Linked DNA regions of Homo sapiens: region 1 is linked to region 2. A link is a contact called in ENCODE Hi-C or POLR2A ChIA-PET data. All regions are on one chromosome and are shown on one strand. Each heading gives the region's core, a stretch centred on a gene start or an enhancer-like site at or near the end of the contact. The rest is flanking DNA. Distances are from core to core; before and after follow the strand shown. Region 1 holds the start of EDARADD (EDAR associated via death domain). Region 2 has its middle 50 kb from the start of ERO1B.

Region 1 (5,921 bases), core at 1,162-3,661, 61 kb before region 2:
GGTAGATCTTTCTTTGAAGTTTCCAAGAAACGCCCCCAAACCCAGCCATCACAATGCCAACTTAGTTGTTGGGTGTAGTCTTCTGACCACCTGCAGACACACTGTCTCCTTTTGACTGCTGAAGCCACAATTTAAGGATGGAACATTCAAACTCGGCCCCTGCCCAAGCTCAAGAAATGAAATAGGAAACGCGTTTATCTAAACGGTTATATCAGGTTCTGTGTAACTCTCTTCAGTGTTTCCAACCTCAACAAAACCAAGTAAAGCCCCAGTGTACTCTGAGGGATAGATCATTCATTCGTGTGTTCAAGAAACACCCACGGATGTCACCGTCTAGGTTATAGGACAGCGGAGAGAGAGAACTCCAGGAAAGCGAGGTCTGGGACGGATTTTAGATTCACGTGAGAGAATAGAGAAAAATCTCCACTCCGACCTCGGGTACCAACACACAATATTTTAAAATAAAGACAGAACTAGAGGCCATTCTAATCACAGATGGGATCCCACAGGTGGGATCCGCCTCTCGATTCTGCGGATACTATCTGATGAAATAGCTCCGAGGGCCAATGTTTAGACAGACAAAACCATTTCATCAAAGTGCAATGGGAGAGAGGAAGAGGAGTAATGAGAAGGCATGTGAGCGGGGAGAAAGAAAAAGCCCGGGAGGCGAAAACGAAATCCACCCCCTTGCGCCCATTTCTGCCAGAGGTTTGCAGGACGTGTCTCAACCTGGCATCCCGAGTCCAGAACAAAAGCCACGGGGGCTGCGGCATGGGCAGGGGGAAGGCGCGCGGTGGCTGACGCGGGGCAGGGGCCCTGGCGAGCGCGGGAGGGGCGGTCAGCAGCCGCTCGCGGGGCTGGACTGGGAGCCCCGTGCGACTCCGGGTCTGGCGCCTGGGTCGGGGGTGGTTCCCGGGCCTCCCTCGGGGGTCGCCGAGGCCCGGCCTCGATAGCCCTGCGGCTGCTGCGAGCGCCTCCCGAGCTCCCGCCCCGCGGTGCTCGCTCCAGGAGCGGGCGCGGCGCTGTGTCCCTTTACCTGCGCGCAGAGGGTCGTCCGGTGAAGCCATGGCGGCGGGTTAGGGGCAAACGAGCGTCCGAGCGGGGCTGGCAGGCCTCCGGGGCGCGGGAGGACCGTGGGACCACGGGGATGAAAAGTCCTGCGGTTCCGACGCGCCTGGAGCAAACCGTGGCTCTGCGCGCCCCTGCCCTCCTCCGCCTTCCCCTCCCTTCTTCTTCTCCTCCTTCGCTTCTTCCACGAGCTCACTTCCTGCTTTGGCAATTAGCAAAGCCCCTTCGCTGCGCGTCCCTCGGTACCTCCCTCCAGAGGCGCGGGGCGGGAGCCGGGGTGCCGCGACCCGGGGCTGGGACGCAAGGCGGGGCCCCGAGTGTCCCGGGCGTCCCCAGCGCCCAGAGCGCGCGTCCTGCCCGGTACCCACGTCCCCCTGGGCGGGTCCTAGCGGGGGGCTGACACGACTGCCGCCCGGGACAGACTGCGAGCGAAGGACTGGCCTTAAGAAACGGCTGCAGTCGCGGGTCGCTTTCCTGGCTCCCTACTCACGCCCTCAGCTGAGACACCAGAACTCCCCTTACACAGGCCTGGGCTGAGATGCCCGCCGGCGATCTGATATTTAGACAAATTTCCTGATCTTTAAGCAGGCTCTGCCGCTGCATGATGGCACACGCTGGTACTTTCTATTTTGATTTTTCTTTGGCATTAGTTACTACATGACCTCCAGGGTGAGTGCTGCAGAAAAGGAGTGAACAGAAGTCGCCCAATACACACTCACAGCTTCTCTAGAAAAAACAGCTTCGGGTTCTCTCAGAAAAGATGGCTTCAAATATTTAAAATATTACGCTTAAGTGGGGTTTTATACCCATTACTTAAGTGAGAACACGTTGGAATTGGTTATGAAGAATATATTTAAGATTGCTACATTTTAACTAAAGCTATCATCCATCATAAGCCTATTATAGGAAGGCGACAGGCATTTTAAATTAAATAGGAATCTTTGAAGAGCTCTAAATAATCTTTCTCTGCCTTCACACATAAGAACAGAAAGATAAAAGTCGGGTCGAAAAAGATAATAATAGTATTTAGTGTATAATATATCCAAGAATTATCGTAAATAAGCAACCTCTGGCTAAAAACTCAGCTCTGAGAAATCCAGGAAGACAGCAAATGCCTACATACCCTCTTGGTGACCAGGAGCTTTAGTGCCTCTCCCCATCTGTTTAGTCGTCCTGAGGCCCATGGCGATGTTGAGTTTGGCTTCTTAATTCTCTGGAGTTTGCCATGGAAGAAGCAACAGATTGCGAGAAGATGCTCGCTGGTTGTCTGGCCAGAGTCAAACCTTCTAGATGAAAGCTCTCTGGGGAATTTGTAGGTGGGAGGATAAACTTCCTCTTGGTCTGCCTTCGGATAGGAAGGGAAATTTTTTTTAAGGGTATTTTATCTTAGAATCAATTTGGAGGTTTGGTTTGTGGTTCTTTCTGTACTTCTCATGGAGATGGAATTATTCTGACGTTGGCCGTCAGGAAACACTAGTTGAGTGAGCTTGTTAGCAGCCCAACCTCAAGCATTGCTATAAAGCTGGTTTGCTTTTTGAAACTCTGAAATGTAATTCATGTTTTTATCATTCCCATTCTGCATTATATCAAATAGAAGATGGTGGTATATTTTAAGGGTTTTTTTTTTTAAGGAAGATTGACTAGTTACGTAGTTATTACTCCCTTTCATTTTCATTTCCTCGTGCCTCCTTTCCTATGAATTGCAACGATCCCCATCATTACCTTTATTTTTCCCATGTGCTTTGCGAACTATAAAGTATGACGCAAATGGGTGCTATTGTTGTTTTGCACTTTACAAAAAAAGTAATTTAAAAATGATTCGCATTCACCAGAGTTCCCATACAATCAATTTGCTGTCACAATGTCCTTCAACTTTTATTTCTTTTGCTGTCCAAGAGTGTTTTAAACCACTATTGAAAATAGACATTTTTGGGCTGGGTGCAGTGGCTCACACCTGTAACCCCAGCACTTTGGGAGCCCAAGGCAGGTGGATTATTTGAGGTCAGGAGTTCGAGGCCAGCCTGGCCAATGTGATGAAACCCCACCGCTACTAAAAATACAAAAAACTTAGCTGGATTGGTGGCACATGCCTGTACTCCCAGCCACTCAGGAAGCTGAGGCAAAAGAATCGCTTGAACCTGGGAGGTGGAGGTTGCAGTAAGCTGAGATTGCACCACGGCACTCCAGCCTGGGCGACAGAGTGAGACTCTGTCTCAAAAAAAAAAAAAAAAAAAAAAGAAAGAAAGAAAGAAAAGAAAATGGACATTTTTAACATTTCCCGATAGTACCCAAACACTCAATCTCAGAGTCATGTGAAAAATTTCATATTTCCATAACTTCACTGCTCTTTGAGTGACCTCCAATTTTCCTTTTCCAATAAATGGAGATAGTGCATTTGGTAATCATGGAGTCAAATATGCTGGATTTCGCTGATGGACCTGTCACTCTAAGGTTGTGTTACATTAAGTAAGAAACCAAAACTGAGTCTGCAAGTGTCTGCAGGATTGTGAGAATTCACTGAAATAATGTTTATGTGAAAATACTGGCTGGGCATGGTGGCTCACACATGCAATTTCAGCACTTTCGGAGGCCAAGGTGGCAGGATTGCTTGAGGCAAGGAGTTCAAGACCAGCCTATGCAACATTTTGAGACCCAGTCTCTACAAAATAATTTAAATATTAGCTGGATCCCAGCACTTTGGGAGGCCAAGGTGGGTGGATCGCTTGAAGTCAGAAGTTCGAGATCAGACTGCCCAACATGGTGAAACCCCGTCTCTGCTTAAAATACAAAAATTAGCTGGGCGTGGTGACAGGCACCTGTAATCCCAGCTACTTGGGAGGCTGAGGCAGGAGAATCACTTGAATCCAGGAGGTGGAGGATCAGTGAGCTGAGATCATGCCACTGCACTCCAGCCTGGGTGACAGAGTGAGACTCCATCTCAAAATAAATAAATAAATAAATAAATACAAATACAAATACAAAAATTAGCCAGGTGTGGTGGCAGGCACCCAACTACTTGGGAGGCTGAGGCAGGAGAATCGCTTAAACCTGGGAGGCAGAGCTGCAGTGAGCTGAGATTGTGCCACTGCACTCCAGCCTGGGTGATAGAGCAAGACTCTGACAAAAAAAAAAAAAAATTAGCTGAGCATGGTGGTACATGCCTGTAGTCCCTGCTACTCTCGGAGGGTGAAGCACGAGGGTCACTTGAGCCAAGGAGTTACAGACCTCAGGGAGCTATGATCAGACCACACCACTGGGTGACAGAATGAGACCCTGTCTCCAGGCAAGCAAACAAACAAACCTAAACTAAGGCCTGTCATATAGTAGGTGCAAATAAACCAGCTACTTTCCTACCTTCATTCTTTCCTTGGAATTTAGTTTATTGAGAGAAGCTCCTATTGCCTTAGTTATAAGAAGTCAACCAATATTTATTACAGTGTTTGTACACAGCATGGAGCAATGGATTGATTGGTTTCATTCATTAATGCAATTTTAAAAATCTCACCCCCTCCCCATGAACAAAACAAAATTCCAAGCCCTGGGGAAATCCAAATGAGAAGTCCCTGACTGTTAGGAGTTTGTGGTCAAAAGAGATTTGCAAATACTGTTTTGCTATAGTACTGGAGAAATGAAAGTTTAAACCAGGAAAGATGTGTGTGTGGAAGGAGGCACTGAAGATGTATGGAAGCAAAGTGGCTTGGTCATGACCATCTCGGATTGACAGGGAAAGTTTCAGGCAAATTCCGAGGCTTTAACTCATGGGCACAAGGCTGCAGCCGTAAGTGTGGAAAGGACTGTTGGTCTCATGTCTTTTCACAAACAGATGACAATGATCAGAAATGTGCTGTTTTAAATGGGGGAAACAACAACTCAAAATATATTTTGTTTGATTCATCACAGAATACATGTTTTTGCTTATTTTATGCCATTTGAGGTAAGTGTTACAGTGAAATTTCTGCAATCTAAAAAGTTACATTATTGAACCACATGTGTCTTACTTCAAAGGATATGTACATTCCATACAGATAAAACCCAGCAAACTGGGCTGCTCAAGTGGGACTGATCTACAGAAAAGTGGCTAGAACCACGATGGTAAAATATAAATTTAGGAACATAAGAGACCCTATGCCTCAGAATGTGCCAGTTCCTACAGTTGAATTTGCTTGATATACCCTTAGTGAATCATATGTGATGGAAGATGCCCCAACAAGAGTTACTAAGTTTCCATGTCTCTGCATTTTTGGAACAGACAGTTGTTAAATTTTGCCCAGAGTGCTTTAAGGCAGTTGTACTAACTTCTGGTAATAGTGTCCAAGTTTTCTTCTTGAGAATCACTGTTCCCATCCTCAATCCAAGCAATTAGGTGGTGGCGACATCACCCCTGACTCCTGAGTCCAGGGGCTGGAATATGACTCAATTACAGCCTTTCAGGGCATTGCTACAGTGAGCCACTGAGTGGAGGAGGTGCGTGGGATCTTTACAGGGACAGGGGGACCGGTCTTAAAATAATTAGCCCAAGCTGGGCGTGGTGGCAGGCGCCTGTACTCTCAGCTACTTAGGAGGCTGAGGTGGGAGAATCACTTAAACCCAGGAGGGGGAGGTTGCAGTGAGTTGAGATCACACCATTGTACTCCAGCCTGGCGACAGAGTGAGACTCCATCTCAAAAAATAATAATAATAATAACAACTAACCCAAGAGCACACAGGTGGTAAGTGGTAGAAGGAAGGAGCAGGAGTGAAACATTTAGGAGGCTCTAGACTACTGACCTTCTTGAATGCCAGACAAAAGCATCTGAAACTAGTTTTTAGACAACAGGAAGCCAGGAAGCTAGTTTTTGAAAAGTGGCATGAGA
Region 2 (6,004 bases), core at 206-2,705:
TTTTTTCTTTGAGATGGAGTCTCACTCTGTTGCCTAGGCTGGAGTGCAGTGGCATGATCTCAGCTCACTTCAACCTCCATTTCCCAGGTTCAAGTGATTCTCCTATCTCAACCTCCCAAGTAGCTGGGATTACACGTGTGTGCCACCACGTCCGGCTGATTTTTTTTTTTTTTTTTTTTTGTATTTTTAGTAGAGATAGGGTTTTACCATGTTGGCCAGACTGGTCTCGAATTCTTGACCTCAAGTGATCCACCCACCTCAGCCTCCAAAAGTGCTGGGATTACAGGCATGAGCCACCGCGCTGGCCTGCTGTCAATTTTAAAAGGTTTGGGTTCCCAGTGCTCAGAGTTCCTCATTGTGATGCAGACCTACTGCATGTGCAGCTTCCACCTGAGCTGCTCTCTGTTATCTGGGGAGCCAGGGGAACTGACATGAACAGGAAGCTCATGCTACCTGCTGTGCTATGAGGAATAAAGTTCTTCATTTCTGACTTCAACACCTTGTAATTTCTGTCAGCATCCAAGAAACTATGGCAGGCTAGCTTCTTTGCTAGCAGGTTGGGCAAAGTCTCAGACCCTTCACAGTTCTTGATATAAAGTCAAGTAGGTAGTTGAATTTCCAAAATGGAGTTCACAGGAATGGCCTGGGAATCATATGTCCTGGAACATCCCTAATTTGCAGACAAAGAGCCTGAACCTTAGGCATAAACAGCCTATCCAACGTTATGGCAAGGTTACAGCTGAGCTGAAGCTGGAACCAGGTCTATATTTTTATTGGTTAAGATTGAATGTGAAGTCAGACATTCTGGATTCAAATCTTGGTTCTTCTTTTTGCTACTTCTTGTTCTGTGTCCCTGTTTCACAATTTATGAAATCGAAATAATAGTACCTGCTTTAGGCCGGGCATGGTGGCTTACACCTGTAATCCCAGCAATTTGGGGGACTGAGGCAGGTGGATCACTTGAGGTCAGGTGTTCGAGACCAGCCTGACCAACATAGTGAAACCCGGTCTCTATTAAAAATACAAAACTTAGCCGGGCGTGGTGGCGGGCACCTGTAATCCCAGCTACTCCTGAGGCAGGAGAACCGCTTGAACCTGGGAGGCAGAGGTTGCAATGAGCCGAGATCACGCCACTGCACTCCAGCCTGGGCAACAGAGTGAGACTCCATCTCAAAAAAAAAAAAAAAAATGGTACCTGCTTCAAAGGGTTATTCTGAGTTTCACATGTTTTAGATTTTGTCAGGCATTTATCACAAACTTGGTGTGTGCACATACACGGAAATGCCTGGCACCCAAAAAATGTTCCCTCATATTAGGATAACTTATCAGTGCACTTTGTACCCAATATTGATGGACTCTTTCGTCAAGAGCTCATTAAAACAGAGCTGTCCTAAGAACTGGCACCTGGAGCCCTGTGAGAAACTGGCACCTGGGAGGGTTTATCTTGGCTGTGCCTCCTGATTAGAAGGTGGCAAAACAGGCCTCAGAGAAGCGGCTCACCCCTTCATGATCCAGTCTATCGGGAAATTTCTCAGAGGTATTAAAGCTGAATCTTCCAAAGACCACCAGGGACAAGCCTGTAGCCTGTTCAAATCGAACTTTTTGACTCGATGCAGTGAGAGGGACATTCCATAGGAACCATAGCATCCTGCTCAAAATGAGGGAGGAGAAATGCCCCTTTAGCAAGGTTTAGGATCCCACTGTAGGAGTCTGAGGCAGACCTAAGGGAAGCAGAGATCAGTTCTGGATTGGTTGTGGTGTCTAAAGTGGGGTTCATAGAAGCAGGGATTAATCACGACATGGGTGCTGTCGTAAACCCTTCCCAGTTGGGTATTGCCAGTAATAGACAAGATTCACAAAGCAGGTCTGGGGGCATCATTGGTGAGAAACCAGTAGTCACTCAAAGAGGGGATCCTTGTGATCCTTATGACATTTCAAACTGCAGCATGACCTTGGAGCAGCAGTCCCTACCATTTTTGGCACCAGGGACCAGTTTTGTGGAAGACAATTTTTCCACAGACAGTGTGTAGGGTGGCAGGGGGGATGGTTTCCAGATGAAACTGTTCCGCCTCAGATCATCAGGAATTCGATTCTCATAAGGAGAATCGCATGTACAGTTCACAGTAGGGTCCGTGCTCCTATGAGAATCGAACGTGGCTGCTGATCGGACAGGAGGCGGAGCTCAGGTGGTAATGCGTGCTCACCTCCAGCTGTGCAACCCGGTTCCTAACAGGCCACAGACTGGTACCAGTCTGCAGCCCGGGAGTTTGGGGACCCCTGCCTTAGAGAAATGATGATTCTCGTGACCTTTGCAGCTGGTCTCTCTGCCTGTCCTCTGAGCCTGATTCACAGCAGAGCCACTTTTTCCTTTTTCAGTTCAAACTGATTTCCTCTTTCAGTGCTGACATATTGTGACCCTCTCAGAGTTAGCGTGTTGTCCATCAGAATTTAGGAAGTTTGTTTGCACAATTGTGGAAACTGCCAATGGTCCAGGGTCACTGGTCTCTGAACCCAGCCTCTGTCGGTGTTCACGAGTTAGGGAACTCTAGTCTTGTTCACATCCTGGGCTGCCACCAATGGGTTCATATACATTGGCTTGTTTTTGTTTTTTAAATTTAATTGCTTACGTGTGTTTGTATATATATATGTGTGTGTGTGTGTGTGTGTGTGTGTGTGTGTGTGTATTTTTGTTGTTGTAGAAATGGGTCTCGTCATGTAGCCCAGGCTGGTCTTGAATCCTGGCTTAAAGCAATCCTCCCATCCTGGCCTCTCAAAATGCTGAGATTATGTGTGACCCACCATGCCTGGCCTTATGTGTGTGTTTAAATAGTAGTGACAGTGAGAGCCCTTAATTGGGCTTTCAGTGAAAATGCGGCAGAAGCTGCACCTAGAAGTTGCTAATGAAACTTCTAAGAACTCCTAGTTGGTATGAGGCTAAAGAGTGAAAGAGAGAGAAGTACTTCTGCCTCTATTTTTTGAAAGTCTGGGCCAAGTGCCAGGGCTATGTGTGGTCCCAGGACAGGCTAAATTAGTTAAAGAACTTTGGAGACTCCACGCATAAGCCTCATTTATTTGGGCTGTTCCAGGAGCAAACTTTAGTTTAAAGCCTTGGCTTGGGAAGGAGGAGCAGCAGGCCAGGATACAAAGAGCAGGACCACACCTCAGACCATGTGGCACAAGAGGGCAAGGCTGGGTGCGGTGGCTCAGGCCTGTAATCCCAGCACTTTGGGAGGCCAAGGCAGGCAGATCACTTGAGGCCAGGAGTTCAAGACCAGCCTGGCCAATATGGTGAAACCCCGTCTCTACTAAAAATACAAAATTAGCCAGTGTGGTGGTGCACAGCTATAATCCCAGCTACTCCGGAGGCTGAGGCAAGAGAATCACTTGAACCTGGGAGGCAGAGGCTTCAGTGAGCCGAGATTGCACCACTGAGCTCCAGCCTGGGCAACAGAGCAAGACTCCATCTCAAAAAAAAAAAAAAAAAAAAAGAGGGCATGCTCTCTGGCCAGGCTGGTACCTCCTCAGCTCTTCAGGTGTGGTGGTGCCTTTGGCCTCTATAATGGGGTGTGCAATACCTCAAATCCAGGGAAGAGAAAAGCCTGGCTAACAGAACTTATTTTGGGCTAAGAAGAAAAGCAAGAAGCCGGTCTTTACTTATGACAGTCACATCAGCAAAGCAACTTGGGAATGATGGAACTCGAGGATCTGTCCCTCCTATCTTTTAACTTTTCTTTCATAACTTGCCTCTCGTTGTGTGTTGTATTCTCGAAGAAGTCCTTCGCTTTATATTCTAGTTCACTGATTTGCTCTTGGATTGTGTCTTATCTGCTATTCAGCCCGTCTGTTGAATTTTTTACCTTTAAAAGCTATTTTTCTTATGCAAAACCTTTTCTTATCATCCAGTCCACATTCTGCAGGTGATACTGACTCTTAGCCCTCCAAAAATATTAACTATAGTTATTTTAGAACCCCCTTCTGCTTCGTTAAAGTCTCCTCATGTATAGAGATTACTGTCTCTCAGGACGTTGGTTTTCCTCAAATGTTTGTGATTGTTGATTATTAACAAATCTAAGTTTGAGAGTTCCTAATAACTTGATATCTTACTGTCCACATCATTGTGGGAAAAACTCTTGTCTAAAGGCAGGCCCTCCATGTGCTGCTACCTAGCTCAAAGAAAGACATGAAGCATTCTGGTTGCATTTTCCTCATCTCTATGTTGTGATGAGAGGATGATTTAATATGTCAAAACATTGAATTTTTATAGTCTCTTCATAACTGAGACTTAAACAGACATATATTCTGGGAATGTCAAAGAACATAAAAAATATTAAGCATTAAATTTTTTACAGAAACCACTATTTTGCATAGTGGTTTTTAGTAGTAAATCTTATCATAAAATAAGATTTTTTATGTTGTCAAAGATACAAATAATTAAAAATATATATTTAAAAAAATTAGCTGGGTGTGGTGGCATACGTCTATAGTCCCAGCTACTCAGGAGGCTTAGGTAAGAGGATTGCTTGAGCCCAGGAGGTGGAGGTTGCAATGAGCTGAGATTGCACCACTGTACTCCTGCCTGGGTGACAAAGCAAGACCTTGCCTCGAAAAAAAAATCCATATATATTTAGATAGATAGATAGATAGATAGATAGATAGATAGATAGATAGAGACAGATAGATATAAAGAATTAATTTTTAAAAACTTTTGTTTTAGATATGAGAGTAGGTTGCAGATAATCATATAGCATATTCTTTCTCATTTCCAAACTAATACTTAAAATAGCAACAAAAGGACCACCTCTCATTCTAGCTTCTCTTCAAAGTTTTTGTAATATTGACCCTTAAAAAAACATTCTCTGAAAACTGGCGAAATGCAATTAATAGTTTAAATCCTGTTAGTACCATCAATCCTTGAAATAATGGGTCCACATAAAATTGAATTTTTTTTAAGTTGAGAAAGTTGAGGTCAAATGTCTTTAGTTTATCCAATTTTGAGTTCTCAGCATTCTTCAGGTAAATAACCAAGGGCGCATAGAGTTATCCAAAGCTCAAATGTATTCTTATGGAAAAGTATGATATGAAGGTGTATAAGATTTGAACTAACAGAATTAGAATATTATATTCCTATTTTATATTACTGAACTTTAGATGAATTAATGTTTTTTTTTTTTTTTTTTTGAGACAAAGTCTTGCTCTGTCACCCAGGCTAGAGTGCAGTGGTGTGATCTCGGCTCACTGCAACCTCCACCTCCCAGGTTCAAGTGATTCTACTGCCTCAGCCTTCCGAGTAGCTGAAATTACAGGTGCCCGCCACCACGTCCGGCTAATTTTTGTATTTTTAGTAGAGACAGGGTTTCACCATTTTGGCCAGGCTGGTCTCGAACTCATGACCTTGTGATCTGCCCACCTTGGCCTCCCAAAGTGCTGGGATTACAAGCGTTAGCCACCACGCCCGGCTTGTTTTCTTTTATAATATCCCCAGGATCATAGTGAGCTTATTTAAAAGACAGGCTATGATAGTATCAGATGTCACCAGTTTTTAAAATATAATATTTCCCTTTATAAATATTCCCATTTTCCTCTTTCCTTAAGACAAGAAGAAATTCTTTTTTTTTTTTTTTTCTCTTTTTGAGATGGAGTCTCACTCGGTTGCCCAGGCTGGAGTGCCGTGGTACCATCTCAACTCACTGCAACCTCCACCTTCCAGATTCACGTGATCCTCCCACCTCAGCCTCCCGAGTAGCTGGGATTACAGGCCCATGCCACCATGCATGACTAACTTTTTGTATTTTTAATAGAGACAGGGTTTCATTATGTTGGCCAGGCTGGTCTTGAACTCCTGACCTCAAGTGATCCACCTGCCTTGGCCTCCCAAAGTGCTGGGATTACAGGCGTGAGCCACCGTGCCTGGCCAACAACAGGAAATTCCACAAAACTAGACAAAATATATAGGGCAATAGTTTCAAGGCACTAGGCAAAAGCAACATAGACTGCAATCCTGAGG

The links. A loop is a pair of places that touch in the nucleus more often than their neighbours do. ChIA-PET counts read pairs that join two places held with the same protein, here RNA polymerase II (POLR2A).
Region 1: a map of psoas muscle shows a loop between it and region 2 (5-fold over the local background). The contact joins the promoter of EDARADD here to the enhancer-like site in region 2. A Hi-C loop is called at or near these places in 4 of 168 maps with a recorded cell type or tissue (MCF 10A, astrocyte of the cerebellum, endothelial cell of hepatic sinusoid and 1 more). POLR2A ChIA-PET finds 5 or more read pairs at or near these places in 6 of 52 experiments (CD4-positive, alpha-beta T cell, H1, IMR-90 and 3 more).

Annotation. Positions count from the first base shown.
Region 1 is chr1:236,390,776-236,396,696 of GRCh38, reverse strand. EDARADD (EDAR associated via death domain) reads right to left here and starts at 2,411. Exons shown (of 6, transcript NM_145861.4): 1 at 2,192-2,411. The coding sequence starts at 2,252. RefSeq lists a silencer at 1,130-1,539 and an enhancer at 1,740-1,789.
Region 2 is chr1:236,328,767-236,334,770 of GRCh38, reverse strand. No RefSeq gene overlaps it. Among named protein-coding and RNA genes, the nearest start is that of ERO1B, 50 kb to the right of the region's middle. Within about 2 kb of position 1,455, at least 3 of the 41 ENCODE cell types and tissues checked have a DNase peak (open chromatin) inside an H3K27ac peak, as active enhancers do.